Linked DNA regions of Homo sapiens: region 1 is linked to region 2. The links are chromatin loops, found by intact Hi-C in ENCODE. Cell type or tissue: MCF 10A. All regions are shown on one strand. Each heading gives the region's core, and the rest is flanking DNA. Links, peaks and the distances in the headings are about the cores only.

Region 1 (15,857 bases), core at 4,622-9,621, 310 kb before region 2:
CGTGGGACTCCCTTTCCTTTCCAGGCGGGGATATAAGCCCCGAAAGGAAAGCCCTGAGCAGAGGAGGCCTCAGCTTGACCTGTCCCAGTGCGCCCTTGAAACTTTCCTCGCCTTCCACCTCCTGCTCATCTGCTTCACAAGCTGTCGCTGTGAGTGGCTGGAGCTCAAGCATGGTCTGGTACTAGGAAATCCAGGCTGTTTTGTGGGGAAACTGAGGCTGGGATGGTGGAAGCTGGGGGTGAGTGGTGGGAAACTGGATTGGAGGGGGCCATTGGAGGTGGGAAGGAGGCCCGGGAGTCCCGTTGCCAGCACAACCCTCTTTAATCTACCTCTCTGGACAGCAGCGGGGGTGGGGGTGGGGTTACGTCAGGCAGGGCTTATGTCCCTCTGACAGATTAGGAAACTGAGGCAGGAGACGGTGCAGTGCCGGAGAACATATGGCAAGCTGGTGGCTGAACCTTGGTCCGCTACCAGCCCCAGGGAGAGCACCGGAGCACGGCCCCGACGGCAGCCGCAGCCTCCCGCCGTGGAGGGTCGAGGCTCGGAATGACCCACACCCCAATGTCGCCTTCCCAGGTGGTGTCGGTTCGCAGGTCGTGGCCTCTCATGGCCACGGTGCTTTTGGCCCTGCTCGTCTACCTGGGGGCGCTGGTCGACGCCTACCCCATCAAACCCGAGGCTCCCGGCGAAGACGCCTTCCTGGGGTAGCTGAGCCGCTGCTACGCCTATCCTCGCCACTACCTCATCCTGGTCACTCAGCCGTCGTGAGCGCAGGCGCGGGGCGGGCGGAGCGGGACCCCTGGGGCTCTCCCCCTGCGGCCCCGCTCCACCGGGGGCGTGGCTAGATCTGACCGCGCCCTTCCAGGCCCCGCCCTCAGGTATGGGAAACTAGGCCGCCCGGTCGCGCGCCTCTCCAAAACGTTCTTCCCAGACTGCGAGGACCGCCTCGGCAGGTGGCGGTAAAAGCGCCCCCATCAAGTCACATAACATCCTGCCTCCGAGAGCGCGGTCTGGCCCCACCCTGGTCCATCACTTACGACGTCTCCCAGGCTTGCCTCCCCGGATCGGATTCCTTTCCCTTCGATCCCGCAGGCCGGAGGCGCAGACCTGTGGTGAGGACACCCGAGGCCTCCTGGGAGACCTGCAGACCACGCCCACCTCATTTACATGTTCACTCCCGACCCTGGAAACCCGGATTTCGCCTCCGGACAGCGGCGTCTGGGCAGGGTTCGGGTACTGCAGTCCCGCGTCTGGATGCCCCCGCCCCCTGAGCTGCAGGGCTGTGTGTGGTCCTTCCCTGGTCCCAAAATAAAGAGCGAATTGCACAGAAACGGAATGTGTGCCTTTGTATTTTCTTTCCTTTCTCCTTCGTGGAGGTGGCGTCTCGTGGAAGTGGAGGGTGGAGGCGTGGGGGCCAGAGGAGAGAAAACCTACTCGGACAGAGGCGCTCCAGGACAAGGCTGGGGCGAGCGCGGGGGTTCCCTCTGCTCGGAGCCCAAGGAAAATTCGACCACCCAGCCTGGGGCTGGACAGCGCCCAGACCAGGGGCTGCTGTGGAAGGAACTCTAGTTGAGTGGGGGCAGGGGTGGATGGGTTTCTGGAAAAAGGGGCAGGGAGCGTGGACAGGAGCCGCGGGAGAGGCAGGTAATTTCTACCGTCCCCCTTTCCCCGAGCAGAGGAGCAATGGGGAGTGTGGAGGCTGCCCGATCGCTAAAAAACCGCCCTCTCTCATCTCGCTGAATCCACACTCAGTGGATAAGTCAGGAATTGTGCTTTCCTAGTGACAAGGCCATAGGGACACCCTCCCATGTACCCCCCTCCCCTGGACTAGATACTGAAGCCTAAGGGCGCTGTGGATGTTTAAACTCACCATTCTGCACCGATTCCAGAGCCTGCCTGTAGGGTGATCTCCCCTGACATGCACCCTTTCCTGCCCCTTTCCTCCAAGAAGCTTGCCTTGATTGCCTAATTGCACTCTTCCTGCCCTCTCTGGCTGCCCAGCTCTCAGGGCCTCTGCTCTATTCACTGAGACTTCTGTCTGTGTCTTTGTGTCTTGTCTCCCTCCTGGGGCCTCAGGAAGGAAAGGCCTATGTCTCCTTCCTCAGCCTCCTGTATCTATGGGATGTCTCCAGATGCAGCCTCCTGTATCTATGGGATGTCTCCTGGGCCTCTAGTTCAGCAAGACCTGCCCAAATCTTGCAGGGGGCTAGGAGATGAGGGGGAGAATCAGGGTTGAGGCCAAAGCCTTTGACCCAGAGAGGGTGAAAAGGACAGGAAGACTGCAGGCATCCCTGTGTGGATCAGGGTTTTGAAGTACTGTTTGCAGTTCCATGGCTCTGGAAGAAGAGAAGACTCTAAAGCTAACTCTGCCATAGCTGCAGAGGAGGTCCCTGCTTGGACACAGGTCCCCAGGGGGCCACAGGGCTCTGACACCCACCCTCCCCTGTGCTGCCCTCCAGCCTCCCTGGAGGTAGAGCTGAAAGGGTGAAGCTGAAGAGGCAGCTGTAGGTCACTGGCTATGTGGATTCTGATGCTCTGTGCCTTTGCCCAGGCCACTGTCCCTGCTTGCAGAGAGCCCTTTCCCTCTCTTCAGCCTGGAAGATACTCTCAGGATAGTGGTCACCTCCTCCCGGAAGCCTTGCCTGATTTCCTGGGGATGGAGTTAGTTTCTCTGGCTCCCTCTCCCCACTCATTATCTTAGACCCACTTTCCATCCCATTTTGCTGCCTGTCTTCTCTCCTGCGATAGGACAGGTGGGATGGGAGCATACAGTGGCTACCCGGAGCTTCAGCTCACTGTGTGGGTGGGGAGTGGGAGGATGTGTCTGTGCGCTGGTGTCTGTGATCCCTTATCTATTGGTCTGCCTGGGAGAGCTGTAGTCAGTTTAAGGTGGATGGAAGAGAGACCTGGTATGAATTAGGCATGACCACAGACAATTTTTGCCCAGCTTGTCATGTCTCATTGACCATCAGTGACATGGGTCCACCTCATGTTCATTTTGAAGAGTGTTGAGCAGTTTAGGGTAATAATATTATTAATAACTATTATTAGTATAATAATTAATATAATAGCAATAATTACCTTTTCCAAAAAGCACTTATTTATGTGCTAGACTCTGAGCTGTTCGTTTTACATATATGATATTACTAGGATATTGATTTGGCTTAAAAAAACAGATAGAATTAACAGTGACTTAAACAGAAAGGAAATTTATTTCTCTTACCTGAAATGCAAGTGACATCTGGGGAGCTGGCCTCTCTGCTCCACGAGGGCATCCAAAAGCCCAGGCTCCTCATTTGTGGCTTCCCCATGCCCTCATCTATGTCATTGACAGGACTGAAGACAGCCTGCCATGACCTCATCTGTGTTCCAGCCAGTGGCAAGTGGGGGAAGGGAGAGGGTAGGTGCTCTGGTTACTATGTTGTATAATAAGTTACCCTAAAACTTGGCAGCCTCAAACAACCATTGTATGTCACTCATGATGTTGTGGGTCAGGACCAGGAAGCGCTCACCTCAGCAGTTCTCGCTTTGAGTCTCACATGCGGATACCATCAGAGGCTGGCAGATCTGCAGTTATCTAAATGATCCACCGGGCTGATGCCTGAGGAGTCTCACTCCCATGCTGGTGCCGGCTGTTGAGTTCAGCCGGGGCTGTTGACTGTCGTACCTACAAATGGGCTCTCCAGCACGATATTCTTGGGGTAGTTGGACTTACATTGTAGCTGGCTTCCCGCTTATTTCCAGAGAATTGGATGAAGATGGCATTGCTATTTAGTTTGCTAGGGCTGCTGTAGCAGGACGAGTCGCAGACAAAACTCCTGAGACACCGGATTAAAGAAGGAAGAGGTTTTTTATTCGGCCGGGAGCATCAGCAGACTCGCATCTTAAGAGCCGAGCTCCCCGAAAAAGAAATTCCTAGCCCTTTGAAGGGCTTACAACTCTAAGGGGTCTACGTGAAAGAGTCATAATAGATCAAGTAAGTGTGAGGAATGTGACTGTGGGCTACCTACATCAGCTAACACTACAAAAAGTTTTACAGTGCTTTCTCACACAATGTCTGGAATTTACAGATAACACCAGTAGTTTTGGTCAGGGGTTAATATTATTATCATTTTAACCACCAGGGCCAGGTGGTGGCGCCAAGGTCGTCTAGCTATTTATCTTTCTTCTGTTTCTTTCCAACTTTTTGCTTTCTCCCTTTTCTCCTGTCTTATAAACTAGGGAAAAGGGGAGGTTGGGGAGAAACTGGGAAGGACAACAGGAGAAGTGGTGGTCTCGTACCATATTCCCCCCCTTTGAGAATTTTCACTTTTTAGTGGGAGTTCTCACTCTCATCCTCACTTTCTGAGTCTCTTTGCGAGATAGAGCGATAGTGATTCATATAATACACGTGTGCTGAAGTTTTTTGATGAACCAAAGTAGCAACAAAACATTTTATCATTTGAAAAAGCAAGGGTAATACACAGGGGAGCAGCAAGCAAGTTCCTATTACTAGCACTACACCTACAATGAGGGTTTTTAATCCTCCTGTAGCTGGAAACCATTTTCCAAAGAAAGACTCAGGATCAAACTCGTGCCAAACCTGTACAGACACATGTGCCACCTTTGTCATGTCCCTGACTATGTTTTCAACCACCTGTCCTTGATCATCTATTTGTAGGCAGCAACTGGTTAAGTTAAATTTTTCACAAACTCCTCCTTCAGCTGCTAGCAAGTAGTCCAAGGCCAGCCTATTCTGAGAGATAGCATTCCTCATTTGGGTTTCCTGCCAAGCTAAAACAGTCAAAGTTTCATTAGTAATTATTTCTAAGATGGCCTGCAACCATATGATCTGATTGAGCATGTAGATGGGGATTCAGTATCCCCATGAGCTGTCTTGTGCCCATGCGGCAGGCCCATAATACTGTATGATCCTTTCAGGGGGCCACTCATTATCTTTCCAGTTTCCTATAACTATGCCTCTCTTGGGAGGCATAGACAGGGAAACCTAGGAGCTCACCCGTTTTTATGGGTAATAAGAAAAAGGACGGCTTAATAGTGCCAATAACACAACTGCCTGCCCATTTATTAGGTAACCGAATGTAGGCTCCGTGCCCACATATCCAGTATAGTCCAGCGGGAGCTGCCCAGTCCTGATGAGATTCTGGATGAGCCCAGGCAGTTTTTAATTTAGAAAATTTACTAAATGGGTTCTTTTCAGTGTGGTTTAGGCCCCACCAAGTAATTGTCTTTGTTGTGCTGTTGTACAACTTCTGTCCTATACAATTAAGCTTTCTTACAGGGATGATAAAGACTTTCCCTTCTCTAGCTATACAGTATTGTCCAATAATTGAGGTTTTTAGGACCCAGAAGTTGCTAGCTTGGGCCTTCTGAACTGGAATTACATCAGGAGCTGGATCAGTAGGCACCAACTCTCGGGCTTCCCAAGGCCATCGGTCTCCGATAGTGGTTCCCCCGCATACATAACAAGAAGTAACATTAAGGGAATGAGCTACATTTTCTGCTGATTGGATAAACAAATTTTTTGTCTTTTTCGGAAGTTCTGGTGCTGGCAGATTCAGCTCCTCATAAAAGGTTTGAAATACTGGCTTGGGAGAGCGCTTGTGGACCTCCCCTCTAATTAAAATGGCAACTTGGGGGTTTAACCCCGTCCCATCGATCCCCAGGGTTACACGTTCTCCCTTTTTCTAATGGGGATCTAGGGGATTGGTAATTATTAGTTCTAGTGGGTTACAGTGACCGGCAGCACAGGAAGGGTTGGCTTCCCCCTTCTGAAGATGAACCGGGTCTTTTTTGTTCTTTTTCCAAGTAGCCCAAATAACACATGGCCAAAAGGCACAATTTTCACAATCCCCTGACTCATGACAAACATATTTATTTTCTACTCTGTAGCTCCTTTCCCAGTTAAGAGAACCACATTCTGTTCCTAGTTTGTTACTATTAATGGCTGCACAAGCATCAAATCTTAAAATTATTTGTTTGGGGATTCCTTTTTCTTCTGTTCTAGTTATTATTTTACTTGTGTCACCTAGGAAAAGGCTAGTTCTTAATCTTGTTTCAAAAATGGTGGTTGCAGGGGGCTCAGATGGGTTATAACACACATCAGGTGGGTCATTTCCCAGGCTACATACCTTGTACTGAGTGGCATTATACAAACAAGTTTCTTTTAACATTCCCATATATTCATAATAACTATAGAACAGAAAGATTGTTTTAATTTGCTGTCCTACCTCAGTGACCTGATGAATACACTGGGAACAGTCCCCAGTTTGAGTAAGGTCAGTTGAAGCCCTTACTGTGTAAGTCCAGAATTTAAGAAAAATGAATCCCACGATGAGCTTCCTCATGCTTCGGCCGTGCGTGGACCAGTCAGCTTCTGGGTGTGACTGGAGCAGGGCTTGTCGTCTTCCTCAGGGTCACTCTGCAAGGGTCGTCTGGGCTTGGTCTTGCCTCCCAGGTTTCAGGTGCTGCAGGTTTTACACGGCTGTGGTGGATCCAGGCTGGGATTCCCTCTACCTTCACAGCGGTGGGAGTGGTCAGGACGACAGACTACGGTCTTTCCACCGTGGGCACAAAGAAGTTACGTTCCAGTCCTTGATCCACACTCGATTACCTGGGGAGAAAGGGTGAACTGGGGAGAATAAGCTAACAGGGCATCTCTCATTTACCCAGGCTGAGATTGTTTGTGTAATTTTTCCTAAAGCCTGTAGTTGTCGCTGTAACTCAATTTCACCTAACTCTCGGGGAGTGCCTGGAAGTCCCTGCAATATGGGAGGGGGCCTATGATACAATATTTCATAAGGGGAATATCCTGTTCTTTTAGAAGGGGTACATCTAATTTTAAATAATACCATAGGGAGAGCCTGTATCCATTTTAATCCTGTTTCCTGACATACTTTCCCTAAGCTATTTTTGATAGTCCAATTCATCGACTCCACCTTTCTGGAACTCTGAGGCCGGTAGGCAGCATGCAGTTTCCATGTGTTCCCCAATACCTTTGCCCTCTTCTGTACCAAGTCAGCCACAAATGCTGGCCCATTATCTGAGCCGATCCGTAAGGGCAGTCCAAATCTAGGAATAGGATCTCGAAGAAGCACACAGGTTACTTCACGAGCTTTCTCAGTTTGTGCTGGATAAGCCTCCACCCACCAGAGTAGGTACACACAAGAACTAGTAAATACTTGTTACCTCCACACTTTGGCATCTCTGTGAAGTCCACCTGGACATCTTCAAAGGGGGCTGCTCCATAAGCTTGTATGACGGGCGGAACAGCTGGACCTTGCTTCGCATTATGCTTTGGGCAGGTAACACACCGCTGCGTCACCGTTTTGGCAAGGGCTGACAAATGCAAGATGTAGAAATACCGGACTAACAACTTTTCAAGTGACTCCTGGCCTAGATGGGTGGTTTTATGCACAGCCAGCACAACTGCGGCTCCTAGCAGCTGTGGCACAGCTTCTCTCCCATCTGGTAACCGAATCCATCCTTCCTCCATCACTTGTCCTCCCTCTGCCTGGAGAAAGTCCTTTTCTTCTTTAGAATAAGTAGGTAAAAGATCAGGCGCTTGAGGGAGCAGGGGTGCTGTGACTGATGCCCGGAAGGGGGCAGATGCTGCTTTTCGAGCCTCTAAGTCAGCGCGGGAATTCCGCAAACCCACCAAGGTGGAAGCTCGCTGGTGTCCTCTGCAATGCATAACGGCCACCTTGTGTGGTTTCCATACTGCTTCTAATAATTGCAAGATTTCTTGTTGATATTTTATGTCCTTTCCCCCAGAGTTCAATAGGCGCTTTTCTTTATATAATGCTCCATGCACTTGAAGGGTTAAAAAGGCATACCGAGAGTCAGTGTAAATGTTGACAGTCTTACCTTCACTGAGTTCTAAGGCCTGAATGAAAGCAATGAGTTCAGCTTTCTGGGCTGAAGTGCCCTGGGGCAACGATCTGGCTTCAACAACAGTGCCCAGGGTTACCACCGCACACCCTGCAAATCTCTCTCCTTGTGGGTTGATGAAGCTGCTCCAATCCACGTATAGTTCCCAGTCTACTGATGCCCAAGGCTGGTCCCAGAGGTCAGGTCTGCTAGAGTAAACTGAGTCCAATACTTCTACACAATCATGCTTGACAGGGCTCTCTGATACCGGGAGCAAGGTAGTGGGGTTCAGGGTGTTACAAACTTCAGTGGTTATACGGGGATTTTCACAGAGCAAACTTTGGTACTTAGTGAGTCTAGCATTCGCTAGCTAATGATGTCCTTTAGTATTCGTTAAAGTCACCACAGCATGGGGGGCCTTTATGTTCAGGTTTTGCCCAAGAGTCAGCTTATCTGCTTCTTGTACTAGCAGGGCAGTTGGTGCCAAGGCCCTCAAACATGGGGGCCATCCTTTAGCAACCCCGTCTAGTTGTTTAGAGAGATAGGCCACCGGCCTCAGCCAGGGCCCCACAGTTTGGGTTAAAACTCCAACTGCCATCTTTTCTCTCTCTGACACATACAATGTAAAAGGCTTTGTCAGATCGGATAGCCCCAGGGCTGGGGCTGACATAAGTTTTTCCTTTAACTCATGAAAGGCTTGCTGTTGCTGGGATCCCCATTCAAAAGGTCCCGGTCCCCCCCACTTTGTGACCTCACACAAAGGCTTAGCTAATACTGCAAAGTTTGGGATCCACAGTCTGCAAAACCCCGCAGCTCCTAAGAATTCTCTCACCTGCCTTCTGGTCTTAGGCTCTGGCAGATTGCAAATGACCTGCTTTCTTCCTGATCCCAGGCTGCGCTCCCCCTGTCGGATAGTAAATCCCAAGTAATGTACGTGCTGTTGGCAGATCTGAGCTTTTTTCTTGGACACCTTATACCCACAGTCCTCCAGGTGCCGGAGTAGTGTGTCTGTTCCCTTGGCGCACCCGACTGCCGTGGGGTGTCCCAGCAAAAGATCAACATACTGGAGCAACACACAGCCTAGGTCTCTGGTGGGAAACTTCTGGTGGTCTCGAGCCAACACCTCCCCAAAGATGGTGGGGGAGTTCTTGAACCCTTGGGGAACCCGGGTCCAAGTGTACTGAGTAGTGACACCTGACTCCGGATCTTCCCACTGAAAGGCAAATAGCTTCTGGCTCTCAGGGGCTAATCTGATGCTAAAGAAAGCGTCTTTCAGGTCCAAGCAGGTGAAGCAGCTGTCCTCAGCTGGCAGCAACCCCAACAATGTGTACGGGTTAGGTACTGTTGGATGTAAAGTCACTGTAGCTTGATTAACCAAGCGCAAATCCTGTACCGGCCTGTAGTCCTTGGTCCCAGGCTTGGGAACAGGCAGGAGGAGAGTGTTCCGTGGAGACTGACAAGGAACTTTAATTCCAAAGGTTCTTAGGCACTTGAGATGGACCTGGATACCTTCAAGAGCTTCTCTGGGGACCGGGTACTGTTTTTGCCTAACCAGCTGGTCCCCAGGCTTAACTTCTATAAGTATGGGGGCTTGGTTGACTGCCAACCCTGGAGGGTTGTCTTCAGGCCACACTCTTGGCCACCACTTAGCCAGAGCTGGTCTTATCTCTTGGCTCAACTCAGTTAAGAAAAGTCTCCATTCCTCCTCTCGGGGGACCGTAAGGGTCATAATGACTCCCGTTCTGGGTAACTTTAGCAGCAAAGAGCCATGCTCTGTAAAAGAGATAGTGGCTCTCAGCTTGCTAAGCAAGTCCCTTCCCAACAAGGGCAAGGGACAGTCAGGCATGTACAAAAACTGATGAATCACTTTATGTCCTCCTACAGTACAAGTCCGGGGCAAGCAGAAAGCTTGTTTTGCTGAAACTCCCGTGGCTCCGATTATGTCAATAGTCTTTTTGGATAAGGGGGCGACCGGGGCGGTTACTACCGAATGTTCAGCACCGGTATCTACAAGAAAATCAATGTCTTTACCCCCAACTGTCATCCTGACCATAGGCTCTTTGGGGGCCCTTGAGCCCAGTCCCCCTCAGTCCAATAACCCTTCTGCCAGGTTGAGCAGGGCCCCTTCCTCCTTGTCTGGTGCCTCCTGCTCCAAGTCACCTTGTTTTCCTTTTAGCTGAGAGCACTTGTTCTTCCAATGTCCTATTTCTTTACAATAAGCACACTGATTACGCTGCAAGCTCTGACAGCCAGGCTGAGTTTCTTTCCCGGGGCCCCCCTTCCCTTGCCTCTTTGGGGGGTCCCCTCTGATTGCTGCAGCTAACAGATCAGCGTTTCGCTGGGCCTGACGTTCATTCTCTTTCTGGTTTTCCTTACGGCTTACTGCATCCCTGTTTACAAACACCTGGTTAGCTATTTCTAATAACTGTGATGTGTTCATCCTTGCAAACCCAGCCTGTTTCTGCAGTTTTCTTCTAATGTCTTCTGTGCTTTGAATAACTAAAGCCATGTTAATCATGCACTGATTTTCAGGGCTATCGGGATCAAAGGGAGTATACATACGATAGGCCTCACACAGTCTCTCGTAGAATTGTGCTGGACTTTCTTCTTTTCTCTGAATGACCTCAGAGACCTTGTTAATGTTTGTGGCCTTCTGGGCTCCCCTCTTTAATCCTTCCAAGAGAGCTTCCCTGTATCGGTTTAGCCTTTGCATATCCTGTCTTTCATTTGGGTCCCACTGGGGGTAGGTTCCCAGTAACTGGGTCCTTACATCCTCTTGGGGGTTTTTGTAATCAGTCGGTGCATGTTCCTCTAGCCACTTAGTTGCTGCTTGGAGCACTCTCCGCCTTTCATCTGTGTTAAAGAGGAACATGAGCAACTGGTGGCAATCAGCCCTAGTGGGGTTATGGGTCTGGATAATAGTTTGGAGCAAATCAATTAGAGCTTGTGGCTTTTCAGTATAGGATGGGGTATTGCTTTTCCAGTTGAGAAGGTGGGCAGAGGTGAAGGGCTGGTACCCAAAAACACACCTCTCCACCACGTGACCATCCTCATCTATACCAGTATACTGCTGCTCTCTCAGGGGCATTTGTATCCCAGTTTTGTGTCTTAAACGAGCTGCCAAGGGAGGGGTTTCTCCCGAGGCTTCACCTCCTCTCTTGTCTACTGTGGGTGGCCTAAGGATATGTTTGTCTTGCGGAGGTACAAGCACTGTGGAATCAAAAGTGGGGAGCCCCTCTCCCTGGTAAGGGGAGGGCACCACTGGGATCACTGGTGCCATCTCCTGCAATGTATCTTCTGATGTTGGGTTGAACAGAACTTTAGGAGTTGGTTTCCCTCAGACGGTGGAGCGGGATCCTTCCTTGGCTATCTGTCCCTTTGCTACTAGCACTGCTGCTGCCTGCCCTCTTAGCCACTGTGGGGGCTCTAGCACCAGCTGTAACCAAGTGTCTATGCATGGGAACTGGTCTGAGTGTCCTGACTTACCAGTTACCTTGTGCCATACCTTAGAAACAAGGGACCTGTCCAGGCTTCCTTCTGATGGCCAACCCACTTCTAATGTTGGCCAATCTATTTCACACAAAGTTCTAAGTTTCCCTGGTGTCATAGTAACCCCATAGTGTCCATTAAATCCCTTCTTAAAATTTTTCAACACAGTTCCTAGCGGAGTAGGCTTACTTTGTGTCTGACCCGTGTTTCCTCAAGACAAAACACCAAGCTTACACCACACACACACCACAGAACAAAGAACAGGTAAAAAGGGCACACACACACTTTTTCAGTTTACACCAAACCAGAATCAAAACCAAAATCCGAGTATCCAGAAGTCCAAGCCAGGTCAAAACCAAAACCAAAATATCAAGCAATTCAAGTCAAGTCAAAAACAAAAACCAAAGTGCCGGTACAGGCACGCCATGGGTGATCAGGCCACGCTTCCACTCAGATGGAGTGGGCAAGTTCCAAAGACCAGTCTTACCAAGTTTCAAATGTCCGGACTCCAAGTGCCCATTCCTTCCCGGTGTTCAGCCACTGCGTTGATCCTCCACAGGGGCCTGCCACGCACTGCTCTGATGAGGCGTTCCACCGGGGCAATTGCCTACCCGGGAGTGGTCTCAGGATCTGCGTCACTCAAGCTGGCCAGAGTCCCCCACAGGGATGCTCCACAGGGCAGGCCTAAGCCACCTAAGGGGCTGCCTCGACCCTCCGTCCATCAATTACCTCGCTTCCCAGGCAGGGAACCAAGAAATGTAGCAGGATGAGTCGCAGACAAAACTCCTCAGACACTGGATTAAAGAAGGAAGAGGTTTTTATTCGGCCAGGAGCATCGGCAGAGTCGCATCTTAAGAGCCGAGCTCCCCGAAAAAGAAATTCCTAGCCCTTTGAAGGGCTTACAACTCTAAGGGGTCTACGTGAAAGAGTCATCACAGATCAAGTAAGTGTGAGGAACGTGACTGGGGGCTACCTACATCAGCTAACAGTACAAAAAGTTTTACAGTGCTTTCTCATATAATGTCTGGAATTTACAGATAACACCAGTAGTTTTGGTCAGGGGTTAATATTATTATCATTTTAACCACCAGGGCCAGGTGGTGGCGCCAAGGTCGTCTAGCTATTTATCTTACTTCTGTTTCTTTCCAACTTTTTGCTTTCTCCCTTTTCTCCTGTCTTATAAACTAGGGAAAAGGGGAGGTTGGGGAGAAACTGGGAAGGACAACAGGAGAAGTGGTGGTCTCCTACCATACTGCCATAGTAAAGAGTCACAGACTGGGTGTTTAAACGACAGTTCTGGAGGCTAGCAGTCTGAAATGAAGGTGTTGGCAGGGTTGATTCCTTCTGATCTGTTCCAGGCCTCTCTCCTTGCCTTGAAGATGGGTGTCTGAGCTGTGTTTCTTCACATCATCTTCCCTCTATGCATGTCTATTTCTGTGCCCAAATTACCCTTTTTATAAGACCAGTCCTACGGGATTAGGGTCTCACACACTGTAGTATGACCTAATCTTAACTAATTAGATCCACGATGATTCTCTTTCTAAATAAGGTCACATTCGGAGGCAGCAGGAATTAAGACTGCATCATATGAATTTGGTGGGGGGCGGGGACATGCAATTTAACTTATAACAATTGCTTTCCGTGACCCAGCCTCAGAAGTCACATGGCATCCTACCCCATACTCTGTTAGTCAAAGCAGTCACAAGTGCACACACATTCAAGAAGAGGGGACATAGACCCCACTGTAGAATCACACATGAGATAGGAGATATTTTTGTGGTCATCTTTGAAAAATATAATCTGCCACAGGCAGACACATCCATTCCTAAAAACAGAATGGCAAAAATCACTTTAACTCTCAGCCCACTGGTTAAAGCCTAGTCTCATGGCCCCACTTAGCTGCAAGGACAACCTATGAGACATCTTTAGCTGAGTGTCTGCGGGCCCATCGCAAGCTCTTTGTTTTTAAAAATATTTTTATTTATAAATGGATTTTTTTGTTGTTATATAACAAACCTACATATGTACCATCTCAAGCTCTTTGATGATGAAAGGAGAATGTGGATATTTGGGCACCTAGAATTATCTGCTAGAAACATGATATCCTTTGGATGTCATTTAGAAATCATTGGGTCCTATCTCTTCATTGAACCAATGGGAATCCCAAGGCCAAGAGGGAGAGAGGCTTGCAGGAACCCATAGAGTGAGGGACAGAGGTAAGAGTTCTCATCCCAAAGCAGTTCTGTTTCTACTAAACACGAAATCTAAACTATTTCCTGGAAACTCCAGGCATTTCATAACACCCCTTCCTCCTCCTCCTGCAATTCCTCAGTGTGTGCCCCTAAAGTGCTCAGCCCCACTGCCACAGCCCCACTTCTGTGAAATAGCATTTCCCCCTGCCCCAACCTTCAAGGCCACTTCAGGCCTCATTCCCTCCAGGAACCTTCCTGCCCTGCCCTCCCTGTTCACCTCCCCAACACTGTATTTTGTAGCTTGGTGTAGTCTCTATTTCAGCAAGAAAGAAGCCGTCCTCTTTGAGAACAATTTGGAGTGGCAATGATAGGATTTGCTGTTGCGGACACTGGAGACAGGAAAGGAGAAATATCTAACTCTCCCTGTGTGTCTTCAGGAGGCCCTGGAGGCACATGGAGTTTCCAGGGCAGAGAGAAGTGGAGGCAGAGCCCAGGCTCCAAATTAGTGGAGTGAGCCCCCACTGGGTCCTGAGTTGGCTCAGAGTGGGTGAGACAAGGTGCTCAAGGTATGCGTGTGGGTGTCACAGCTATCCCCAGAGCAAAGGTTTCTCTAGGGCATAGGTCCTGGCATCTGGGGACAGCTACCCCCCAATTTACCCCCGTCCTCTGCTGCTGCCATTCAATTTTGGAATAAGACATTGGCCTAAGGGCTGGGCCAGGCTCTGGCCAGTGGCAGAGGTCGGGGGCGGAAGGGTGGTGTCTGGAAACAGGGATAAAGCCAGGCTGGAACCATGCAGACCGGGGTTTAGTCTTGACGCTTCCTGACTCCCATGTGACCTTAGACAACCTCAGCTACCTCACTGGGCCTTGGTTTTCTCATCTGATAAGAGCAAAGAGTAATTCCTGCCTCCCTCACAAGGTAGCAAAGAGGCATTTGTAAAATGACCTGTGAGGAAGTTTCTGAAGTGCACCCTTAGGTGAGGGACGGCTGCCAGCTTGCTGGAGGGCCACAGCCAGCTTCTTCCCTTTCTGAACTTTCGTGTCCTTGCTTTCAAAAAAAGCCACCCTGGCCAGATGCAGTGGCTCACGGCTGTAATCCCAGCACTTTGGGAGGCCAAGGTGGGCAGATCACCTGAGGTCAGGAGTTCGAAACCAGCCTGGCCAAAATGGCAAAACCCTGTCTCTACTAAAAATACAAAAGTTAGCCAGGCATGGTGGCGGGCGCCTGTAATCCCAGGTACTCGGGAGGCTGAGACAGGAGAATCACTGGAACCCGGGAGGCAGAGTTTACAGTGAGCTGAGATTGTGCCACTGCACTCCAGCCTGGTTGACAGAGTGAGACTCTATCTCAAAAAAGAAAAAAATCCCAAAACAAAAAACCGTCTTGGCTGGGTGCAGTGGCTCCCTCTTGAATTCCAGCACTTTGGGATGCCGAGGCGGATGGATCACTTGAGCCCATCTCTACACAAAATTAAAAAAAAAATTTGGCTGGCTGTGGTGACACACACCTGTGGTCCCAGCTACTTGGGAAGCTGAGATGGGAGGATCCCTTGAGCCATGAGGCAGAGGCTATAGTGAACATGATCATGCCACTGCACTCCAGCCTGGGTGACAGAGTGAGAGCCTGTCTAAAAAAAAAAAAAGCAAGCCATCCCCCGGCTCCTCATACAGCTTGAACTTCCTTGCAGAACCTTTGCTTCTTCATCTCCTCCCGCTGCCCCCACCAGGCCCAGAACAGATGTGCAATAAATGACCACTCGTTGGTCATTCACTGAAAGCAGCAGAGATTGCAGTTAGACAGCTAAGACCGGGGCTGTGATGGAGGACACAGTGCAGGCCAAACTGCTGCCCTGGGGTCACGTATGTGGGGACCCCATTCCCTTTGCTCCTTTACCTGCCTCGTTCACTCTGTGACCTCAGGTGTTTCTGGGGTGTTCCTCTCCTAGTCTCATAGCACTTACTCCATCCCCATCACTGCCAGTGGCCATCCTCCTTGTGCCAGAGGGCATGGTGTTGGGCAGGGGAAGAGGCACCACTATCATCTTCATTTAGTGCATCTGCAGGCCGTGAATTGGTGATTTCAGATCAGGGCTCTGTGGCAAGCACTATGGGAGTTACTGAAAAGGGGTTCTGATTCAGACCCCAAAAGAGGGTTCTTAGAGCTCCTGCAAGAAAGAATTCAGAGTGAGTCCACAGAGTAGAGTGAAAGTAAGTTTATTAGAGAAGAAAGGAAACAAGGGCCAGGCGCGGTGGCTCATGCCAGTAATCCCAGCACCTTGGGAGGCCGAGGCAGGAGGATAGTTTGAG
Region 2 (15,857 bases), core at 6,387-11,386:
CATCTCATCTTCCTGGCTTAATTATTTTTCCTGGGAGCCATGTAATCCCTGTTTTATGGGGCTGAGGAGTGAAGAGGTCTAACAGCTTTTTGTTCCCTTTGGTTCTAGTTGTTGCTTTTAGCCACTTGCATCACTCCCTCACTCCTGAGTTTACATTTGATCTCAGAGAGAAAGCATCTGTGAGGATGGGATGGGCCCCAGATTGTGAGGCAGGCCCTATGGGGTGACCTGGGCAGGGCCCTTAGCTGGGGGACAGAGTTGGAGGCTAAGCTCTGTCACTGCCTCCTTGTGTGATCCAGGGCTAGGCCCTTTCTTCTCTGAACCTCAGTTTCCCAGTCTGTAAAGTGGGTCAGATCCGTTGGCACATAGATTCCTTCTGACTCTGACAGTTCCCCTGTGACCCACCTAAGGAAATTCCTTAGTTCAAAGATCCCCCACCTCTTTCCATCTCTCACTTCCCTTTTGAAGATCATTTTTCTGGGCAAGGATAGACTGGACCCTGGAGTGGCCAGCACTCATGCCCAAGGCAGCTGCTGTGGGCATCCCATAGCCCCATGAGTCAGGGATGTGGGGCTGGGGAAGTGTCCAGCCACTGGACATAATTGTTAGTGCTGACCATCCCTCTTCCAAACAGGAAGTGGCTGGGGTGGGGGCTGCCCTGGCATCCCAAAGTCACAGATTCATGGGGCCATAAAAGGCCCCAGCGCCCATTAACTCCGCCCATGGGGCAACGTGGCCTTAACTCCTAGTGGAGACTGTGGTGGGAGTCGAAGGTGAATCCCTAGTTGGCTGGTCTGGTGGCTCAAGAATCCTCCCTGGTGACCCTGGGAGCCTTAGGGGTCATCTCAACCAGCAACCTGCCCCAGGCCAGCTGCCCCCAAGAAAGGCTGCACCAGGTCCTGCCAGCCACTTGGAGTGACGCTGGCATCAAGACCCAGTTCTGCTGGGCATGATTCAGCTTGGCTGCTCCCTGGGGCAAGTGAGCTGAGGAGGAAGGAGTGGCCGCCCCTCATTAAGCAGAAACTTTGGGCTGAAAGGGGGAGGGGCCAGGGAATGAGGGCGAAGGAGCCCCACCGGCCAGAGCGAGTGCCCTACCCACAGTCAGCCCCTGCTGAACTCAGGGCTGTCACAGAGCCTGGAACAGAGCTGGAGGTGGGCGGGCAGGGGGCCCACTGGCACTCCCGCCACCGCCTCTCACCCAACTGAGTCAGCCTAATGGTTTTTACAACCCTCCCTGGGCACAATTACCACACTGGTGGCATGACCAGGCCTCCTAATGGGTGTTTATTCTATTGGCACGAGCACCCCCCCCCACTGCCTGAGGGCTGGCCTCCCCACCAGGGCACGCCCCCTGGGCACACTCATGCAAACACTCACACCCACACATCATACGATCATGGCTACCCACAGTCACACCCAGAGAGACTTTCTCACACACAGCCATCCTCACAGTCGAGGAATTCATGGACCCATGAAGGAGTATCCAGGAGACGTTGCTTATGCCAGGATGACACACTTAGGGACGTATGCACATGCTCATACGCACTGTCCCTTCATATACCAAACCCACTTAGACACACAAACATATGTGCAATGCACACACCGCACACACCCAAACACTCACCAACCTCGCCCATCTTTCTTTTCTCCCAAGTTAGTCCCAGAGGGGATAAGGCAGACCCAGGAGAGGAGCATTCTTCCCCTAATTCCCCTGTCTAAAGCCAGCCACAAGACCTCAGAGTAATGAGTCCCCCTTCCACAGAGGGGTCCAAGCACAGGCATGGAGACCCAGTGGGGAGTGGCTCAGCTTCAGATGGGAGAGTGTTGTGGGTCAGAAGGCCTCTGTAGCGCCCACCAGCCCTGGCTTTCCGAATCACCTCGGCAGTCCTCTGAGGGGTCAGGAAGGGATGCGGGTGGGATGAAGGCAGATTTGAGATGAAAATAACTTGGGGTCAAGGTTCCTGTTCACCCGTCCCCTACCACCAAAGGGTACCAAGCAAGGGATGGGTGCTGAGGAGGACAACAAGCCCCAGAGTGGGCGGCAGCTCTGTGCCCAGAGGAGAAACAGGAGTGTTCTAGAACCCAGACCTGAAGCCCGCTCTGGCTTCCTGAGCCTGGCCTGAATGCTTGTCTTGCTCTGTTCCGGCAGACAGCACCCGATGGCTGGAAGAATTCTGTCCGGCACAACCTATCCCTCAACAAGTGCTTCGAGAAGGTGGAGAACAAATCAGGAAGTTCCTCCCGCAAGGGCTGCCTGTGGGCCCTCAATCCGGCCAAGATCGACAAGATGCAAGAGGAGCTGCAAAAATGGAAGAGGAAAGATCCCATTGCTGTGCGCAAAAGCATGGCCAAGCCAGGTGAGGCCGGCCGGGCCACGCAAGGAAGGGCCCAGGGTACTCATGAGCCAAAAAAAAAAAAAAGAGAGAATCAGAGAATGAGGCAAGGCCCCGAGTAAGGGTTCCAGTCTGGGGAAGACTGTGGAGGAGGGAGGTCTCATGGTGTTCTTTCTCTCTTGGGCCTTTCAGAAGAGCTGGACAGCCTCATTGGAGACAAGAGAGAAAAGCTGGGCTCCCCACTCCTGGGCTGTCCGCCCCCTGGGCTGTCCGGCTCAGGCCCCATCCGGCCCCTGGCACCCCCAGCTGGCCTCTCCCCACCACTGCACTCACTCCACCCAGCTCCAGGCCCCATTCCTGGCAAGAACCCCCTGCAGGACCTACTTATGGGGCACACACCCTCCTGCTATGGGCAGACATACTTGCACCTCTCACCAGGCCTGGCCCCTCCTGGACCCCCGCAGCCATTGTTCCCACAGCCGGACGGGCACCTTGAGCTGCGGGCCCAGCCAGGCACCCCCCAGGACTCGCCTCTGCCTGCCCACACCCCACCCAGCCACAGTGCCAAGCTACTGGCCGAGCCTTCCCCAGCCAGGACTATGCACGACACCCTGCTGCCAGATGGAGACCTTGGCACTGACCTGGATGCCATCAATCCCTCACTCACTGACTTCGACTTCCAGGGTGAGCTGGGGGTGGGAAAGGGAAGGTGGGACAGGACTGGAGAGGAGCACCTGGCAGTGGGACTCATCTTCTCCAAGTCTCCAGACTGCAGCCTGCAAGTGGCTGGGTTTCTGGTCAACTGAAGCAGAGGAGGCTGGACCTGGCAGGGGGAGCTTCCCACTTGCTCTCTGCCATCCAGAGAATGGGGAAAGAGGGATGTCCTTGCCCCTGTCTCCCTCCTCCTGGTGCTCCAAACATGGTCCAACTGACCTCATCATCAAACCACTCTTGGCAGGGCACAGTGGCTCACGCCTGTAATCCCAGCACTCTGGGAGGCTGAGGTGGGCAGATCACCTGAGGTCAGGCATTCGAGACCAGCTTGGCCAACATGGAGAAACACTGTCTCTATTTAAAAATGCAAAAATTAGCTGGGCATGGTGGCATGCACCTGTAATCCCAGCTACTCGAGGCTAGAGAATCACTTGAACCCGGGAGGCGGAGGTTGCAGTGAGCCAAGATCGTGCCACTGCACTCCAGCCTGAGTGACAGAGCGAGACTCCGCCTCAAAAACAAACAAACAAAAAAACCACTCTCAGCTCTGGAGAGACTGCAAAGGGCTCCGTGTTCTATTCTATACTCGATTGTGAGTGACCAGTAGTCTGAACATTCTCAGATGCATTTGCATTTTATCAGAGTTCATCTTCTAAAGCAGAAGGAGAGAGACTCTACCCTAGAGGAAGAGTCTCAGAGCTGGGCAAGTCCTGGAGAGATTTGGAGATAGGAGTTTGGGGAGGGTTCTACCCATTCCACTCCATCTTGGCTGCTCCGTCTCTGCAGATGGCTAAGCCCACCCATTCCCGTCTAAATTCCAGTGCATCCCAGGCCCTGATACTGGCCACAGGAGGTTTGGAACGGGGTGACGACCCAGGCCTCAGACTCTGTGTGCACAGGGGTGGGGGACATTCACAAGCTGATGGAGGCAGCCTGTCCTCAGAGAGCTCCCAACCCGATGGGGAGACAACCCAGGTTTAGGAAGCTATTAGAAAAGTGCACATAGATCCTCAGCCCAGTCCAGAAGTGGGGAGCAGGGCTCAATCAGCCTCAGAGGAAGCTATAGACATGTGGGATACGAAAAACATTTACTTGATCCCCTGCTAGGCATCAGGCATCAGGCTGGCTGCTCTCTATGTGCTTTCTCATCTGGGCCTAGAGGATAGGAAGGATTATTAAACCTGCTTCATGGAAGCACACAGAGGCTTGAGAACTTACTCTAGGTCACTTAGCTAGAAAGAGGGAGAGTTGGGACTGGAACCCAGGCAGCCAAATCCAATCCAGGGTTTAGTCAGGCCCTCTCTCTCCAGAGCTTGCAGCCTGGATACCCAGTGCAGGAGCCCCAGGCCCTGGTCAGCCATGATGAGGGTCCACAGGTGGCAGCACTGTTTGCTCCTCGGACTCAGGTGTGCATCCTGGCTCTGCTCCCATTCCCTGGGCCCTGCAGTGGAGGAGACCCAGGGAGCCATGCCCATCCATCCCATTAGGTCCAGAGTACACTGCCGGAAGCTGCTTGATCTGGGCTGCAAATCTACCTTCCTTGGGAGACTGGGCATGAGCCAGGGTTCACTCCCAAGTGCACAACATTGGCATCCATGCTGTCAGCCTGTCAGCAGGCATCAACCCCTCCCCAATGCCCACCCCCCAAAAAGAACCACAGAGGTCATCTAGATCGACGGCTTTCAGATTGTGCTACACGGGAGGAGGAATCTGAGGCTGAGAGGTTCAGCAACTGCCTGGGGTCACAAGCTAGTGCCAGGCTCTGTTCCCAGCACATGTCACCCTGACCCCTGCTCTCTGCAGCATGTGAAGATTGACAGGGAGGAGGGGCCAGACAGGGCTCCTCCGGTGCCTCCCAGTGACACCTGTTCTCTCCTTCCCCATCTAGGAAACCTGTGGGAACAGTTGAAGGATGATAGCTTGGCCCTCGACCCCCTGGTACTGGTGACCTCATCCCCGACATCATCTTCGATGCCACCACCCCAGCCACCACCTCACTGCTTCCCCCCTGGGCCCTGTCTGACAGAGACAGGCAGTGGGGCAGGTGACTTGGCAGCCCCGGGCAGTGGTGGCTCCGGGGCACTGGGTGACCTGCACCTCACCACCCTCTACTCTGCCTTTATGGAGCTGGAGCCCACGCCCCCCACGGCCCCTGCAGGCCCCTCTGTGTACCTCAGCCCCAGCTCCAAGCCCGTGGCCCTGGCATGAGCTGTGCCCAGCTTCGTCAGCTCCAGCGTTTGCCTGGTCTGGAAGTCCTGGCCGGCCGCCCACATCGGGCTCACCTTAAAGGTCAAGGAAGGAAAATACTACCTGTCCCCTATGCCACTAAGCCAACGTGTGTGTCAGCTGGTAGCTGGGGGCGCAGAGGACATCACCTGGGGTGCTGCCTCTCACACATTTCTGCCACGTGGTGGCCCAGCTCCTCACCCAGGGCCCCCAAAGAGCAAGCGTCTGGGCAAGAGGAAAATGCCCTGTCCCTAGCTCACACTCATCCACACTTAAGCCCTCGTGCACACACACAAATTATTCAGATGTACACCCACCCACATATCTTACAGCCAGAGGAACCAGCACTCCATCACTGAGAGCCCGACTTCGTTTCTGGGGCAACTGAGAGCTGAGCGCTTTGCTTACCAAAAGCTCAGGGCCCTGTGCCAGGCCAAAGATCCCCCCAGACCCCCATTCTGACATCCACATGCTCTGCAGTCCTGGCCCCCTCGTCATTTTCTTTCCCAGAAGCGCCCTGTATTTATTCCCCCATCTTCATCCCAACAGCCCAGCAAGAAGGAGGAGACAGAGAGCTCCTCCCTGGGTTGTCTGTGGACCCCCCCAGGAGCTGCTAATTGGCAGCACCCACTCAGCCATTCTCTACCCATCCTTAGTACATGCTCTGTCCAGCTTTCCCCAGGGTGACATACAGAAGGGGCAACATCTACCCGGGCACCAAACTGAGCCCAATTCCGAAGCAGTGTTTGGAAAAGCCCTTGCCCTCGGAAACTTGAACATGTCCTTTTTCCCCAGTCCCGGGTGCAGGAAGGGCCCCCTCCAGGTCACCACAATCTCACTCCTCCTCCAGAAAGAAAAGTTCACATAGTTTAGGTCCTGGCTTAACTCTACTTATGATGGTTCAACTTACACTTTTTCAACTTTAAGATGGTGCAAAAGCAATACACATTCAGTATGTTCCTCGACTTAGGATGCGGTTATGTCCGATAAACCCATTGTAAATTGAAACCACCGAAAGTCAAAAACCACTTTCGACTTACGATGTTTCCCACTCACGATGGGTTTCTCCGGATGTAGCCCCATCATAAGTTGAGGAGCACCTGTTAGTTACTTCCAACTGTCTCAGGCAACCTGGGCATTCAGGAGAAAAGCCTGGCACAGGGTGACAGGGAAGCACCCATGCAAAGCACCCCCGCTTTGACTGCTTGGCAGACCTAGGGTGCCCGGGAAGCACAAGGGATACCCTTGGCCCTGCGGGGTGTGGCCCAGGTGCCTGCCATGAGCCTGACCCCATCGAGGGGGAACCTCAGCCCACCCTGGGCCTGGGGGTGACAAGAACTTCCACAGGTTGGCCCCAGGCTTATAGGAGGCATAAGCAGATCCCGCGATGGCTTGTCATTGTCCCCTGTCCTGGAACAATAAAGCAAGTGCCTTGTGGTCTCACTACCAAGCTTTCATTTCTGGCCCCTCTCCCTAAGCAAAATGGCCAGGCCACACTGATGGCAGATGCCCTGGGCCTGTGACGTCCCTGTCACCCTCACCCAGAACTAGGAAGTTTCTAATCCAAAGAGTGAGGCATCTAGGAAAACTTCTTGACCCACTGGGGAGGCTGAGGAGCAGGTGAGCAGGGCCTCTTCCCAGGAGAACTTCCAAAGAGATGCAGGGAAGAGGCTGCCCTGGCCAGAGGAATGGAGGGGATGCCCTCCCCCAGACCCCTTGCCTCTGAGGTCTGCCCACTCCCTCTTTGCACCCCCATCTCCTCACACAAGAAGGAGTTGCTGCCCTGTCCAAACTGTGCCTTTCTGCTTCCAATCTGTCCCTGGCTGAAAGAGATGCCAAGTGGTTTGGGGCCCTGAGTTCCACAGGTGACAAAATGGAGCATGCCCTGGTGCTGTGTGCACTGCTGGTCCTGGAGAGTGGTCTCTGGATGGTCAGGGGCTCACTCAGTCCCACTTCAGACTCACCCCCTAGGTGTCACCTCCAGGTGGGGTTGGTGTCACCGCAGCACTGTCTCAAGAGAGATGGGGCAGATGTGGGAGCCAAAAGCACATACATGATCCCCAGGTCCCAGAGCAGCCACAAGTGGTGTCTCTGCTTAGAAAGCTCTTCTTGGATGAAGGCTGGGCACGGTGGCTCACGCCTGTAATCCCAGCACTTTGGGAGGCCCAGGCAGGCAGATTACCTGAGGTTGGGAGTTCAAGACCAGCCTGGCCAAAATGGTGAAACCTCATCTCTACTAAAAATACAAAAATTAGCTGGGCGTGGTGGTGGACGCCTGTAATCCCAGGTACTCAGGAGGGAGGCTGAGGCAGGAGAATCGCTTGAACCCGGGAGGCAGAGGTTGCAGTGAGCCGAGATTGGACCACTGCACACCAGCCTGGGCAACAGAGTGAGACTCTGTCTCAAAAAAAAGAAAAGAAAGCACTTCTTGGATGGCTAGGCACAGTGGCTCATGCCTGTAATCCCAGCACTTTGGGAGGCCGAGATGGGTGGATCACTTGATATCAGGAGTTCGAGACCAGCCTGAGCAACATGGTGAAACCCTGCCTCTGCTAAAAATACAAAAATTAGCTGAGTGTGCTGGTGGGCACCTTTAATCCCAGTTACTCAGGAGGCTGAGGCAGGAGAATCACTTGAACCTGGGAGGTGGAAGTTGCAGTGAGCTGAGATTGTGCCACTGCACTCCAGCCTGGGTGACAGAGTGAGACTCTGTCTCATAAAAAAAACAAAGCTCTTCTTGGGGCTGGGCCCAGGGGGCCAGCCAACACCTACCTCTGAGAGGATAGGTCTGCAAAAGACCCCATAATAGAACCCCACCTACCCCAGCACCCGCCCCAGCAGAGGCTGGAAGGCTAGATGCAGGGCTGGTGGGCTGAGGTAGGATAGGGAGTGGGGAAGGCATGGCCAGCGGGTGCACCCAAGAGGAAGGCCCACCTGCCCCAGCCTGGCCCTGGCTGTGTAGGAAGCAGGTGCAGGCTCTTTGCCAAGACCTCAGGCGATGTTGCACACCAGCTCTGTCCAACCCTGGGCCTGTGTCTTGATGACATCCAGGCCCCCAAACACAGGGCAAATGTTTCCTGGGAGAATCCTATTGGGACCCATTTGCTTGCCTCGGGTCCTGAGACTCTGAGAGCTCAGACAAACCTGCCTTATATACCCAGGCTAGGCCATCTCCTCCAGGAGACCCTCTGTCAAAACTCTGGCCAGTGGGCACATTCAGCACACCTGTGTGTGAACTGGCCCCTAATGCAAGAAGACAGGTAGCAAGCAGGTAGGACTTGGGTCTAGTTTTGTGTGTGTGTGTGTGTGTGTGTGTGTGTGTGTGAGAGAGAGAGAGAGAGAGAGAGAGAGAGAGAGTGTAACCAGGCCCTCAGACTTTTTTTAACTGGGCCTCAGTTCCACCCTGAAATGAGCCCCACACTCCCACTCATATGCTGCCCCCTGCTGGCCACCCCATACCAAGCATATAGCCATTATTAGAGTGAGCAACCATCTTTTTAATTTTATTTTTCTAAGTAAATATGGGGTCTCGCGATGTTACCCAGGCTAGTTTTGAACTCCTGAGCTCAAGTGATCCTCCCACTTCAGCCTCTGTTAGGTGCTGGGATTACAGGCGTGGGCCACCGCACCCACCTAATGTTTGTATTTTTTGTAGAGGTAGGGTCTCACTATGTTGCCCAGGCTGGTTTCAAATTCCTAGGCTCAAACAACGCCACCTCCTTGGCCTCCCTAAGTGCTAGGATTACAGGCATGAGCTACCACACCTGGCCAGGGTGAGCAACAATTTGTCTGAATGGATGCAGCGTCTTCAAGTCCGTTATTTGGAGGGAATTAATCCTTTTGCTCAGGGATTCTAAATGTGAGAGATCTCAAATGGATTAGAATTCCCAGGTCAGGAACTTGCATGAAAAAGTTACATCTTCATTTTCTCTCATCCTTACCTGAAATCTAGAATTTCCCTCTATTGTGAATGTCAGCAACAAATCACACTAGCATTGGCAATACCTGTGACTTTGTCAATAGAAATCACAGATATTTTGTAATTGTATTATAGATAGTACAAAATATGTACAAATATATACACATGCACACACATATACACACACATAAAGTAATTTGTCGCTTAACAACAGACATACGTTCTGAGAAATGTGTCCTTAGGCAATTTTGTCATTGTGCAAACATCATAGAGTTTACTCACACGAACCTAGATGGTAGAGCATACTGCACACCTAGAGGCTCTATGGGATAGCCTATTGCTACTAGGCTACAAACCTGTGTGGCATATTAGTGTGCTGAATTCTGTAGGCAATTGTAACACAATGCCTATGTGTGTTTCTACAACACATAGAAAAGGTACAGTAAAAAATACAGTATTGGCCGGGCACGGTGGATCACACCTGTAATCCCAACACTTTGGGAGGCCAAGGCGGGCACATCACTTGAGGTCAGGAGTTCAACACCAGCCTGGCCACCAAGGCGAAACCTCATCTTTACTAAAAATACAAAAAATTAGCCAGGCGTGGTAACACACGCCTGTAATCCCAGCTACTCAGAAGGCCAAGACAGGAGAATCTCTTGAACCCAGGAGGCAGAGGTTGCAGTGAGCCAAGATTGTGCCACTGCCCTCCGGCCTGAGAGACAGATCAAGACTCCGTCTTAAAAAACATATATATATATATATATATATATATATATATACAGTATTATAATCTTATGTGACTGTCGACATATATGTAGTCTGTCATGACAGACACATCGATATCTAGTGCATGATTGTAGATACACACACACACACACACAGTCATCTCACAGTGGTTCCAGGGCCTCCCACAAATTCCAAAATCCATGAATGTGCAAGTAAGTCCCTGATATAAAATGATGGAGTATTTGCATATAACCTACACACATCCTCCCGTATACTTTAAATCATCTCTAGATTACTTATAATACTTAATACAATGTAAATCCTTTGTCAATCATTGTTATACTGTACTATTTAAGGACTAATGACAAGACAAATGTCTGCACATATTCAGTACAGACATTTCTGATGCACAGTTGGCTGAATTCACAGATGCGGAACCTATGGCCAATTGTATATAGTTTTTAATACATAAAATAAATAGGATAGGCCTGGCAGGGTGGCTTACGCCTGTAATCCCAGCACTTTGGGAGGCCAAGGCAGGAGGATCATGAGGTCAAGAGATCAAGGCCATCCTGGCCAACATGGTGAAACCCCACCTCTACTAAAAATACAAAAATTAGCTGGGTGTGGTGGCATGCACCTGTAGTCCCAGTTACTCGGGAGGCTGAAGCAAGAGAATCGCTTGAACCTGGGAGGCGGAGGTTGCAGTGAGCCGAGATTGTGCCACTGTACTCCAGCCTGGCAACAGAGCGAGACTCTATCCCAATAAATAAATAAATAAATAAATAAATAAATAAATAAATAGGATAACAATATATTTTATGTTCCTAAAATCCTTTTTATTGTCCATAGGCTTTAGCAGACTGACAACAAGAGAGTCTGTGACACATAGAAAAGTAAAGCAAGGGGCTGGGCCTGTAATCCCAGTAGTTTGAGAGGCAAAGGCAGAAGGATTGCTTAAGCACAGGAGTTCGAGACCAGACTGGGCAACATGGCAAAACCCTATCTCTACAAAAAATTAGCTGGGTATGGTGGCACATGTAGCTTCTGTAGTCTCAGCTACTTGGGAGACGAGGTAGGAGGATTGCTTAGGCCCAGGAGTTTGAGGCTGCAGTGAGCCATGATTGTGCCACTGGACTCTGGCCTGGACAACAGAGCGAGACCCTGACTCAAAAAAAAAAAAAAGGGTAATGTCCTTGCTTTAGTTGCCAGATGGTGGGGAAGTGGAGGGTGACTCTTAGGGGAGGGGCCAGGCTAGGGCGGCCTGGGACAGCAGCTTTTTAACAGCTGGAAGGGAAGATCTTAGTATTTTAACCACTGGTTTGGCAGTCCCAGTGAGCACCTTGCCGGCCAGCCCAGGAGGGCACGAGCTGTGGGTTTCCCTGTGGTACTTGGGCTTTCCTTCTCTACCCAGGGGCAGGATCCTCATGACACCCCTAAAGAGTCAAAGCAGGCCAGGCACGGTGGCTCAGGCCTGTAATCCCAGCACTTTGGGAGGCCGAGGCGGGCAAATCACCTAGGTCAGGGGTTCAAGACCAGCCTGGCCGACATGGTGAAACCCCGTCTCTACAACAATACAAAAATCAGCCGGGCATGATGGCTGGTGCCTGTAATGGGTCCAGCTACTTGGGAGGCTGGGGCAGAAGAATCACTTGAACCCGGGAGGCAGAGGTTGCAGTGAGCCGAGATCATGCCATTGCACTGCACCCTGGAGATCATGCCATTGCACTTCACCCTGGGCGACAGAGCGTGACTCCTTCTCAAAAAAAAAAAAAAAAAAAAAAGAGTCAAAGCAAAAATGACTGGCCCATTTCAGAGACAAAAGGGAATTGCCCCTTCAAGGTCAACAGCTCATCAACATCAGAGCCAAGACTAGCCCCACCTCCACCCTGTCTTCCTCCCAGGCAGCCTCTAGGTTCCTAGGGACAGTGCCAGGAACTAAATGCAGCAAGATGTACCATTTGCAATAGGACTAGTGCCAGAGGCATGAAGACTTAAAAGAAGGCATGGGGCCAAGGCTTTTCCCAACCTAGGCTCCTCCAAGCCCAAGGAACGCAGGCCTCTTTTCAAGGTGAGTGCCAACTGGGTGCCTACTTCAGAGATGAGAACCTCAGAATAGGGACCCTCCTCTCTCTCTGAAGATGGAAGTGCAGCAGGCCCAATCTAGAACCTCAACCCAGTTTTACTTAGCAGCTGCAGTGAGTAGAACTATTATCAGGGTATTGGGAAAAGGTCCTCTTCCTTGCTATACCTTCTCTGCAGACTTGTAACCCCATAAACTACAACAGCAAAATCACCCCTATACTGGCCTTTCTTTCATACCTGTACAGCCTCATCTGCAAACAAATCCCTCCCTTCCACATTCTTGTCCTCATTCTCCTTCTTTACCTTTGTGGCAACTGATAGTTCCTGCCCACTTGCTTTGTGATGAAATTCTTTCCTCCAAAACATGGCTCTGCTCCCACCTCCCTGGAGGCTCACTCCTCCTGTCTCCATTGTTTCCTTTCCTTCCGCCCTGCTCTCAAACACTGGCCTTCCCTAAGGTGATACATTCTCGTTCAGGCACCCTCAATTAGGGGATGGGGATTTGTATTATAATAGCATTGTTTGGGAGAATCCCAGTAATTGCAGGACATTTGGCATTCCTAAATAACAAGAGTGTCAGTGGAGGACCCCATGATCTCAGCCACCATCATAGCTTCAGAAATCACCTTGTGGCCGATGGCCTCGACAATCACCACCTCCAGCCCTTATTCCCCTCCTGGTCTTAGGGCCCACCTTTCCTGTCTTCTGGTAATTTCCTCCATGCCACAGCATGTCCCAGTCTGAAGTCACCCTCTCCTGCTGGCATCCACCTTGATCCAACCTGCATTCCCAAACCCAGTGATGGCACCTGTAGCTACCCCAGCACCCAGGCCACAAACCAGGCAGTCAGCCTCACCTCCTCCCTCTCTCCAACCCACTCATCCAATCAGCCACCACTCCTGAGGATCTCACCTCTTAAAAATATCAGTTTCACCTGTTTCTCTCCATCTTTGAGGATACTGACCTAATTCAGTTTCTCTTTCTCTCTCACCAGATTCCTGCAGCACCCTCCTCATCCTCACTGCCCCCCTGCCTTTAGTATGGTAGTGCATGGAGCCGGACTGCCTGGATTCAAGTCCTGGCTCTGCCACTTCATAGCTGTGCAACGTTGGCTGGGTACATTAACCTCTCTGGACCTACATTTTCTGTAAAATGGGCATCATAATAGTGCCTTCCTCAGAAATGACCATGTTTATGAGTTAACACATGTAGAGCACCCAGCCTGGCACTCAGTAAATCTTGGCTATTAGTGTCATTCTTTCCAATCCACCATTCACTCAGCAGCCAGAGATAATCTGACCAGGTCATGCCCACTTAATCCTCCACAGGGGCTCCCCACTTCTCAGAAGCCCTGCTCCTAAGGCTCTGCCAATCTGTCTTCTTTTCACATCATATTGACTCTTGAACACACCTAGGCTTATGCCCATAATCCTGGCACTTTGGGAGGCCAAGGCAGGAAAATCCCTTGAGCCCAGGAGTTTGAGAGGGAGACCCCATCTCAAATAAATAAGTAAACAAACAAACAAACACCTGACAAATCTTGCCTCTGAGCCTTTGTTTATGCTGTTCCCTGTGCCTAAGCACTCTTCCCCATCAATTTCCATCACAAGCACCTGCTCCAGTGCTACCTCCTCTAAAAATCCTCCCCAGAACCCTCCACACAGAACGACTCTGATTCTTGCTCTCCGTGTCCCCAGTCCTTTTTTTTTCCCTAGGGACGAGTATGTGTTCCTTGTGTCTCACTCATTTCAGAATTCCCAGAATTCAGTGCAGATCCTAGCTCCACCCCACTTCCCCCAGCAAGGGCTTCACAGAATCAAGCTGAATGCCAGCACTTCTGGGCCTCCTAGGGCCAGAGCTCCTCAGCCCAGAGGGTGCGTCAGCTCTGGGCATATCTGAAGGAGGGCCTGAAACTGTAGGGTGTGCTCTCTGCCCACCTCAGTTCCTGAATTTCCTCCATTAAGCAGCCCCCTCCTCTGAGTCTGGGGTGGGGGTGGAGGCTGAGGGCAGTGTTATGTGCAGGGCTACCCAGGCATGGGGGCTCCCCAAGGCAGCTGAGGGCAAGGAGATGGCTCCAGGCCTTAGCCAAAGCCCTGCCACCGTCTATCATGAGGGCTAAAAACACAACCCAGTGGTCCTAGTGGCCTCTGGGGTTCAGGGAAGGTAGCGTGGAGGACAAGGCCAAACCCCCACCCCCCACACCTTCCCCTTGCACCCTGGAGTTCAGGGCCTTTGTTTCGGCCTCTGTTCTGCCAGGGTTGGCTCTGACTTTGGGCCAAAGCTTCCCCTCTCAGGGTCTGGGTCTCCTTCATCACAAGAAAGACCCTCTCCAGCTCCATCATGTTCTAAATGCTGACTCTATATGGTGTCAGGGTACAGAGAATCAGGGGACAGGAAGACTAAGGGGTGAGAGTGCACTGGAATGTGGGAGGTAGGAGAAATTTTTACTGCCTTAAGCACATTCCTGCCTATCCCTGCTCCCTTCTTTGCCCATACACACAGAGGCTGGCCACACCAGAGAACAGAAAAGGAAAAAGTTTATTGAAAACTATATACAGTTGGTCCAGCTCCTACCATGGGCTGCAATCTCAGCCAGTCCCTCCCACACCTTAGGCAGTGTCTTGGCCCCTCATGGGGAGGGATGGGGCTAGGCCTAGGGCCCAGACTCCCTTGGGTGGCTTGGCAGCTGGAGCCCACCGTGGATCTTTGTAAATTTACAACTCTAAATGGCCTGAAGGTAGTGGGCAGGGGACAGGGAATGGATCCCTGCCTGATCTAGTCACAGCCTTGATAGGGGAACACTATTCTGAAACTTGGGCCCAAGTAGGGCCCAGCTAAGTTGTCCGGAAGTCCTGACTGCTCCTCTCACAGGCCTTCCTAGACGTGGAGGCAAACAGCCTCCCTACGACCCCACCCCATGTAGCAGGCCGCATGGGCTTCATGGGCTTGACTGGGGACACCAGGTACCCTTCCTCCCAACATTGACTCAGGGTCCGGAGCTCCTGGAGAACTCCCCAAGCAGAGGACTTGGGGTTGAGGGGTGAGCGTTGGGGAGGTCACAGCTCCCAGCCCAGAACTGGAGCCTCCTGGGGTCAGGGCAGCCGTGGGGTCAGGGTGTCCCGCTGTAGGAATAGTCTGCTTTATTGTGCATCACCAGCCGGTCATCCACGAAGTAGAAGCTGTCAGACTGGGTCTCATACGGGTGGCGGATCATCTCGCTGACTGCAAGAGAGGCCCAGCCAGGCCGGGCAAAGGTCAGGAGCTTGAGTCCCGCCACTGCAGGGGCTTCAGGACTGGGGTACAGGGACAGCCAAACAGCCTGAAATATCCCCAGCCTCTTTCTCTACGGATGATATGGGAATGGTGGCAGACACAGAAGAGCCCCAGGGTGGGGAGAAATGGGATCAGACCCACAAGTCCCTCTCCCTCCCGCAGCTCAGTCTCTAGACGCCCCCACTTCCCCACTCCCAGAAGACCCTGCCCGCGCACTCAGCTCCTCGGAGAGAGGGGGGAAGTCGTAAATGTGCTCGCAGGTGTTCTTGCTGCTGGGGATGCAGAAGCCAAAGTGGAAGTCGAAGCTTTTGAGTAGCTGGTTGCGGAAGTAGTGCCTCTCGATCATGCGGAAGTTGTTGACAGGCTTGTCTCCCACTGTGAACTCCACCCTGAGCAAGAAAAGGAGGCAGGGCTAAGTCTGTCCTTGAAGTCAACTAGCCAGCCAGGCTCAGGACAGGCCACCCCTACGAGAGGCTGAGAAGGGCCCACTCACACCCTCTCCCTCACCCCCACCACCACCCATAGCCCAGCGACTCACGTGGCTCCCACCTGCCTCAGGCGGAGGAAGGCAGGCGTGA

What was found. Peaks named below come from ENCODE experiments on the same cell type or tissue, not always from the same donor. Only the 100,000 strongest peaks of a DNase experiment are listed, where the experiment ranks them.
Region 1: a loop joins it to region 2, with 13 times the contacts of the local background. A loop is called at or near these places in 3 of 110 quality-filtered maps.

Annotation. Positions count from the first base shown.
Region 1 is chr17:28,226,730-28,242,586 of GRCh38, forward strand. It overlaps LOC105371710 (a long non-coding RNA gene), which reads right to left and starts at 1,111. Exons shown (of 4, transcript XR_934638.2): 1 at 1,038-1,111. It also overlaps the pseudogene PYY2. RefSeq lists enhancers at 1-93, 744-1,393, 1,394-2,043 and a silencer at 12,134-12,428. In MCF 10A, for the core only: CTCF peaks have their summits at 6,741 and 6,943; a DNase peak (open chromatin) is centred at 7,322.
Region 2 is chr17:28,532,182-28,548,038 of GRCh38, forward strand. FOXN1 (forkhead box N1) reads left to right here. Exons shown (of 9, transcript NM_001369369.1): 7 at 2,150-2,357; 8 at 2,526-3,017; 9 at 4,936-6,719. The coding sequence ends at 5,255. It overlaps UNC119 (unc-119 lipid binding chaperone), which reads right to left. Exons shown (of 5, transcript NM_005148.4): 3 at 15,818-15,857; 4 at 15,496-15,668; 5 at 14,527-15,228. The coding sequence ends at 15,116. Among named protein-coding and RNA genes, the nearest start is that of UNC119, 13 kb to the right of the region's middle. RefSeq lists enhancers at 14,753-15,590, 15,428-15,537, 15,558-15,607, 15,591-15,857. In MCF 10A, for the core only: a CTCF peak has its summit at 8,718 (motif pointing left); a DNase peak (open chromatin) is centred at 8,710.